3 separate regions of the Homo sapiens genome follow, and all the other regions are linked to region 1. A link is an interaction called in ENCODE POLR2A ChIA-PET data of the cell type or tissue named here. Cell type or tissue: HepG2. All regions are shown on one strand.

Region 1 (2,500 bases):
GCAGAGCATTGAGGATTTGGAAGGGGGATGGAATGGTACAGGGGCATGAATAGAGGGAAAGATGTAGGGAAACAGAATGGTAACAGAGGGCTCACAGAGGGGCTGTGGGTCCCGGAATCTCTCTCAAGACCCTCCAGCAGCCCATGCCTCTCCCAATCCTATAGTCCTCCCATCCCCGCCGCTTCCTCTCTCTGTTTCCCCGTATCCCACTAACCCCCACCTCTCCTCCATGTCTTCCCAGTGTCTCTCACGGTCCCACAGCCCTCCCGTCCCCTCCCCAACTCTTCTTCCCTGCCCCCCCACTCCATGTCCCATGGCTCTCCACTGCTTTCCCCTGAAAAGGCCCCTCTGGCCTCAGAGTCCGCCATAACTTCCCATCTCCACACTCACAGCTCCAGTGCCGCGTCCAGCCCCCTCCTTCCATGGGCGGTGCTGACACAAGGCCAGGACACGTGAGGGAGAGCCCTGCGGCCGTCCCCTCCCCGGGGTGTGGGCGGCTAATGGGAAGCACATGGCTGGGGTGACCACAGGAGCCAGCCGGTCCTCCCGTCTCTCATGTCTGCCTCGCTCCCCAGGGGCCCACGGCCAAGCAGGACCAGGTGACTCAGTGGGTGGGAGCCCAGTCATGCCAGGAGGGTGTTCACACCCAGGCCTTGGAGGTAGGAGGAGGGAGTCCAGGATGAACACAGCCCCTCTCTCCTCCCCAGAGAGGCCAGGAAGCTCCTGCAGGAAGAGCTGCATCTGCATTAGCAGACCTAGTCCCACTCTGGAGAACAGCTCTCCTCTCAAGGCCCGGAAACGCCTTCCCTCTGGCCGCCACCACACCTGAAGTTCCCCAAGTAGCCCCTACTTGGAGGAGCCATGGAAGGGGCTGGGAACAGACTCCTTGACCTGTACAGTTGCTCCCTGGAGGAGCCGGTCCCTCGCCTTCTGGGAGCTTCAGCCCAGAGGTGGGGCAGGAACCCCCAGCACGGCAGCTCCTGAGACCCCACCAGGTCCTCCTGCCTCTGCATCCCCTCACGGGGACCACCAGACATGAACCCAGATTTGGCACACACGCACTCATTTGTTTATTCACTGAGCCGCTGCTCCAGGAGCCAGCCCCCAAGCCAGGTGGACACAGTACAACTGCAAACACAAGAGCAGGGGCCCTGTCTCCTAGAGCTCCCGGACTGCCCTGACCCCCAAAGGCCAGCTCCTCCCTTGCACCAGCAGTCTCTCTGTCCCCTGTGAGCCCCTACCTCTCCGGGTCTCAGCTTTCAGTCTTAGGGAAAAAAAAAAAAATCTGTGTTCATGGGCTCAGGCTTCCTGCCTTTAGCCATTCAGAGGGTTGGGGATGAAAGACCTTTCACATTAAAAAAAAAAAAAAAAAAGTAAAAGTAGTGGGCTCGGACTTCAAAAAATAAGAAAACAACGTCTCCCAAGAATGTTCCAGGGGAAAAATGAAAGATAGCTTTTCAGATTTTTTTTTTCCTCGCAGAAACATTGCAGAGTTGTTTCCTTTGCTTTTGAGTTTGGAGTGGGGTCAGGGGAGATGGGAAGCTTGTTACCAGAAATATAAAAGGTATTTTCCCCCAGTAAGGGAAAAAAAAAAAGGCAGAAGAGATCCCAAAACACTGGTTTCTTCAGCCATCTCTGTGGTGAGAACTGAAAATGTGTGTGAAATGTTTTGTGAAGAGGCTCACAGTGAAATACTCAGGGGAAAAGACCCTTGAACTTGTCCTCTCTGACCTTGTCCGGGGAATGACATTGCTCACTGGAAAAATGTTTCCCTGGGGAGACGAGGGTGGCCACTTCCTTTGGCTGTCTCTACCGTGGGGATTCCAAAATGAACCTCAGGTTCCTTGCGGTGGCTGTTTTCCACTGCAGGGAATGTAGGAAACAGAGACCAGAATAAAATGGGGTTGGCAGGGGCAGGGGGAGAGAGGACAGGCAGGGTGCAGCAAGCCTGTGTACCTTCGCGGCAGACTCCACAGTCAGAGCTCAGCCAGTGGTGACTGAGAGACTGTCCCTGTCTGGGGCGCTGGGATCCAGGAGGCCTCAGTCCCAGGTACGACCTGCGCAGAGCTCAGGACCCTGCTAGAAGCAGTACTCACATTCTTTTTTTTTTTTTTTTTTTTTTTTTTTTTTGAGACGGGGTCTCATTCTGTCGCCAGGGGAAAGAGGGAAGAGGAAAGGCCTGTTTTCCGGGGCCCTGGCAAAACCCAGGCGGGAGGGAAACGCGTTCCACAGGGAGCTGGGCTATTCTCAAAGTGCTTCTATGGGGAGGAGCCTGAGGGATCCTAGTTTCCCCTTCTGCTCTTCTTACAAATAGAGCAACTTGGCTCACTGCAACCTCCGACACTCCCAGGTTCAAGCGATTCTCCTGCCTCAGCCTCCCGAGTAGCTGGGATTACAGGCACCTGCCACCACGCCCGGCTAATTTTTTTTGTATTTTTAGTAGAGACGGGGTTTCACCGTGTTGGCCAGGATGGTCTCAATCTCCTGACCTCGTGATCCG
Region 2 (2,500 bases), 190 kb before region 1:
CCATCAAGGGTCAAGGGAGAGGTGCTGGTAGCCACCATCGTTGTTTATTTAGTCTACTTAGGCAACCCCAACTCACCACCCTGTGGGTACGTTGTCCCCTGCCTCCCCTTGACACAACCAAAGGCATCTGCTTGGGAAAATACTTCATCAACTCCCTGCTTAAAACCCTCTATGGCTTCCAAATGGACAAAGACTAAGCTCTTTACATGGTCTCCAGACCCTTCGAGATGCATTGAACCGTCTGGCCTCATCTTCCACCGCTCTTCCTCTCGCTCATTTGCTCCTGCCATGCTGGTCTCTCTGCTTCTTAAGCAAGTTAAACAAGCTCCTTCCTACCACAGGACTGTGTAGCACCAGCCACTTCCCTGCCTGCAAGGCTTTACCCTCAGATGTTCCTGGAGCCAGCATTTTGTCATCAGTCAGGTTCCAGTTCAAATGTCCCCTTCTCAGAAAGCCTTCCCTGACCACCCCATCTAAAGCATTCCCTGCTCCCACTCACTCTTCTCAACACTTCTGTTGTTTTCTCAGACGATTTATCATCTGACATTGTCATGTTTACTTAATTGTTCAGTTGTTTACCATCTGCCCCCTTCACTAGAATGATAATGAAGGCTGAGAAAAGTGCATGTTTTCACAGCTATATTTACACTGTACCACCAGTGGGAGCTGGGGGGAATCTGGCACATAAAAAGCACTCAATAAATAGTTGTAAAATGAATTCAAAAGTGTGCTATGTCCTGGAACAAGTTAACTCTCTGGGCTTCAATTTGCCCATTGATAAAATAAAGGAGAATGAAATGGGTTGTATCAAAGGATTCTCTTTGTTCTCACATTTTCTGGATCTCTGGATCCACAAGTTGCCCTTGGGATGGATGGATGGATGGATGGATGGATGATTTCTGGGGGTTTTATTGAAGACACCTGGGACAGAGGAGTTATCAGGAGCAAGATGGAGGCAGGGAAAGGGGGCAAATAACTCCAGTCAGAATGTGCTTCTTTTACCCCAAGTGAGAGAGAGGCATGATCCCCTCTTTCCTCTGTGCCCACCCCATGGACCACCTTTACCCATGGCTGCACCAGGGGAGGTGGCAGCAGCAGCTGCCTGCCCACCACCGGGAGCTCCACCCAGGAGATAAAAGGAGCCGAAGGAATGTGCTGGCAAAGCTGACGTCCCTGTCTTCTCAAGGGTGTAAATGGGTTTCCTGCTCCCACAGGTTCAAAGAGCACTTCATTTCACAGCAAAAGTACAGCTAATGAGAAACAGATTGTCTGGCTCCAGCTGCAGCTCTGAGAGCCCAGGAGGCAAAGGAAAGCCCCCAAGAACCTGGATGTGAACGTGTGTACTAAGGGACTGTTTCCTCCCCTTTCTCTGGGGCCACAGAGCTATTTCAACGGCAGGGGAAGGAGTTGCAGAGAGGTGGGGGTAGAGGCAAGAGCAATGTCCCCACTGGCAGTTAAGAGGAGCCCTTGGGAGAGGGCTTCTGAGCTCTGGGTCTTCCAATCATGCTGAGTTCTTTTTAGGCCTGGGCGCCAAGTCAGGCAATGCCTAATAATAATAACAACAGTTTCCTTGTACTGAGAGCTGCCAAAGTGCCACCTGTGGGGTGGGAAGGCCACGGGCTTTGAGGCCACAAGGCCGGGTTTATGGACTCTGGTCCTCAGTTTCCTCCAGCCAGTTAGCACAGTGGTGGTGATCAGTGAGAATCCCAACACTGCTATTCACTGGGCAGTGAAAATAACACTATTTGGAGGTCCTGAGGACCTAGGTTCTAGCCTTGGTTCAGCCAAGTGTGATTCGGGGCAAGGCAGGCTGAGGCAATGGGCCTTGGATAGCAAAAAGGACTTACCTTAAAATTTTGATACTTCTCACATGGGCAAGTCACTTGGGCATTTCTGAGCATCTGTTTCCTCCACCGTAACCAGCACCAATAACATCAACCTCATGGCATGTAATGAGGGTCAAATGAGAAGAGACACATAAACTGCTAGCCCTGGGTAGGTGTTTGAGGTTGGGGTTGGAGCCCAAAGGCCTTAGACGCAACAGAGCAATCTGTGACCAAACCAGAAGACAAACCCAGGTTGGACTCACACTCAAACAATACAATAAAAGGTAACCAATAGTAGAGTGGGTACAATATCCCATGCTCTGTGCTGTAGATCTTAGTGTATCCTCACAAAAAGCACATGGGGCCGGTACTACCATTGCCCTTAAATAGCTGAAACCAGGGCTTAAACTGAAAAGACTAGATTCCAGAGTGTGTGCTAAGTTACTAGGCTATTCTTCAAAGTTTGTAGCTTCTCCTCTCTGCTCTGGGTATCTACCTGCTTCCTGGGATCCAATTGTCAGCAGACTCAAAGTGCCCAAATTGGGTAGCCAGCTGTCCCCTTGTCCCCCCTTCCCCTCCAGGGTGTTAGAAAGACTATTTCCCTCATTCAATAAATATTTCTTTTCTTCTCTCTCTCTCTTTTTTTGTTTTTTTCTGAGACAGTCTTGCTCTGT
Region 3 (2,500 bases), 97 kb before region 1:
CTTTAACCCAACCTGGGTAACATGGCAAGACCCCATCTCTAAAAATACATACATACGGCCGGGTGTGGTGGCTTAGGCCTGTAATCCCAGCACTCTGGGAGGCCGAGGGGGGCAGATCATGAGGTCAAGAGATGGAGATCATCTTGGCCAACATGGTGAAACCCCGTCTCTACTAAAAATACAAAAATTAGCTGGGCATGGTGGTGGGCGCCGGTAGTCCCAGCTACTTGGGAGGCTGAGGCAGGAGAATTGCTTGAACCCAGGAGGCCGAGGTTGCAGTGAGCCGAGATCGCGCCACCGTACTCTAGCCTGGCAACAGAGCGAGACTCCGTCTCAAAAAAAAAAAAAAATACATACCTATATAAAATAACATTAAAATATTTATTTTGATTTATGAGTTTGCAGGCACCTTCTCAGATTTTTATTTAATTTTCATCTCATTTCATTTTCATTTTTATTTAATTTTCAGGTCTCACCCTCCTTACCCTAGTCCTGGCCCTGATCATCCAGCTCTGTTCCCCTCCAGGGTACATGCTCTTAACCACCCCACTATGTGGCCTCTCCCAGTCAAGGGCACCATCAGGATTCAAAGAGCTTTGAAGGAGGTGACTTATACTGGGAGCTGGACGAGAAGGAAGATTGCAAAGAGGCTCCCAGGGGATGGCTCTGGCAAAATACAAAGAAAAAAGTTTATAAAGCGTTTAAATAAACCTGTGAAAGACAAGAAAGATAGTAAGAGAAAAAGGAGGTGTTTGGACCCAGGAAGCCAATCCCTGCCCACCAACCTCTCGTCCACACCGTGCCGCCTGCCTGAGAAAGCCTGGGCTGGCTGTCCCAGGGCTGACCCGGCCAGCCTGCTCTTGCAAGCCTCTTTCATCATTAGGTTCAACTGCTCAATGCAAACATTTTGATGAAGATTTTTGTATATAACAAGGATAGCAAATGATTCTTTGCATTACGTAGTGGTTAAAGTTTGCAAACACTTTCCCATATGTTACCCAGATGGCATCTGGGCCTCTCTCCTTGCCTCACAGATCTAGATGTGATTTTCTTGGACTTTCATTCATTTCACAATCTCCTAGTATATTTATGCAAATTCCTAGAGGATGGGGAAGCCTCTGTTCCTACCTCGAGGGCTGCTCTGTTGCTATCACTGACCCAGATCCCACGCTCAAATCCAAAGCGATTTCTGAGTGGGATGGATTTCACCAAATATTTGGGGAGCACACACGACAGGGTCAGAGCAGAAGGGGAGGAGCTTCACCTTTCACCTCTCAGGCTCCGAGCTCATAAACCTGCCCAGCTTGCCTGGAGAGCTCCAGGTTCTCTTTCTATCAGGCGGAGCAATTCTACCTGCCCAGGTCTAGGAGCCCTCCTGGGTCTAAGTCCCTCCCTAAAGAGCCCAACAGGGCACCTGGGAGACCACAGCCTCTTCCTTCAGAGAAAAGGCCCCCACTTTTCAGTTACAACGAGGGAAATTGAAAGCACACCACAGGAAGCATGACCAGCGGCCAGCACAGCTTACAGGGGGAACAGCCCGGCATCTTCCAGCTTGTAACTAAAGATTTGAGTGAGGTTTTTTTTTTTTTTAGACGAAGTCTCGCTCTTGTGCCCCAGGCTGGAGTGCGATGGCATGATCTCAGCTCACTGCAACCTCTGCCTCCTAGGTTCAAGCAGTTCTCCTGCCTCAGCCTCCGGAGTAGCTGGGATTATAGGCATGAGCCACCACGCCCGGCCAAATTTAAATGACTTTTAACCTCTCTGTCTCATTTTATTGTCAGAGGAATTGTGGGAGTCCCCTGAGAGCTCTTCTTCCAATCTCTCTGGCCCAGCCTCTTTGGGGCTGCACTTTGTCAGCACCAGCTTGGGAATGTAGAGAAATCCCCAGGCAGGAGCAGGTAATCCAGCTGCTGTTCCCACCAGTCCCAGATGTCCTTCCAGGGCCTCTTCCTCCTCATCTCCCCTCACTTCCAGTAATGGTCTTCAATATACCTTGTGAAAGAAGAATTCAAACTTGTAAATTAAATGAGGGCACTACATGGAAGCTTCTAGAAACACTAACATCAAGAGCAAGGGGAAAAGCAAAAGGACTCATTGGCCCCTCTCTGTGGAGCCTTTTGGAACTGTATCTTGCCTGCCCACACTCTTCTGGTAGCCGAGAGCAGGGCTGAGGGTGTGCAGGCTCCCTGGACCCCTGGTAAAAACATTCCTCTGGCCGGGTGCGGTGGCTCACACCTGTAATCCCCACACTTTGGGATTTGGCGGGCGGATCACGAGGTCAGGAGATCGAGACCATCCTAGCTAACACGGTGAAACCCCGTCTCTACTAAAAATACAAAAAATTAGCTGGGCGTGGTGGCATGTGCCTGTAGTCCCAGCTACTCGGGAGGCTGAGGCCGGAGAATCACTTGAACCCGGGAGGCGGAGCTTGCAGTGAGCCGAGATGGTGCCACTGCACTCCAGCCTGGGCGACAGAGTGAGACTCTGTCTCAAAACAAAA

What was found. ChIA-PET counts read pairs that join two places held together with the same protein. Peaks named below come from ENCODE experiments on the same cell type or tissue, not always from the same donor. Only the 100,000 strongest peaks of a DNase experiment are listed, where the experiment ranks them.
Region 2: POLR2A ChIA-PET joins it to region 1 with 11 read pairs; 2 of 35 experiments call an interaction of 5 or more read pairs at or near these places.
Region 3: POLR2A ChIA-PET joins it to region 1 with 18 read pairs; 9 of 35 experiments call an interaction of 5 or more read pairs at or near these places.

Annotation. Positions count from the first base shown.
Region 1 is chr22:32,530,779-32,533,278 of GRCh38, reverse strand. The region is part of intron 10 of SYN3 (synapsin III); the gene reads left to right. It overlaps LOC124905103 (a long non-coding RNA gene), which reads right to left and starts at 1,428. Exons shown (of 3, transcript XR_007068067.1): 1 at 391-1,428. RefSeq lists enhancers at 313-950, 951-1,588. In HepG2, a CTCF peak has its summit at 1,176; DNase peaks (open chromatin) are centred at 598 and 1,138; H3K4me3 peaks cover 1,569 bases.
Region 2 is chr22:32,719,822-32,722,321 of GRCh38, reverse strand. All of the region lies in intron 6 of SYN3 (synapsin III), which reads left to right. Among named protein-coding and RNA genes, the nearest start is that of TIMP3, 81 kb to the left of the region's middle. In HepG2, no CTCF peak of the experiment used is centred here; a DNase peak (open chromatin) is centred at 1,191; H3K4me3 peaks cover 402 bases.
Region 3 is chr22:32,627,838-32,630,337 of GRCh38, reverse strand. The region is part of intron 6 of SYN3 (synapsin III); the gene reads left to right. It overlaps LOC107985545 (a long non-coding RNA gene), which reads right to left. Exons shown (of 3, transcript XR_001755504.2): 3 at 419-1,992. Among named protein-coding and RNA genes, the nearest start is that of SYN3-AS1, 54 kb to the right of the region's middle. In HepG2, a CTCF peak has its summit at 2,099; a DNase peak (open chromatin) is centred at 1,047.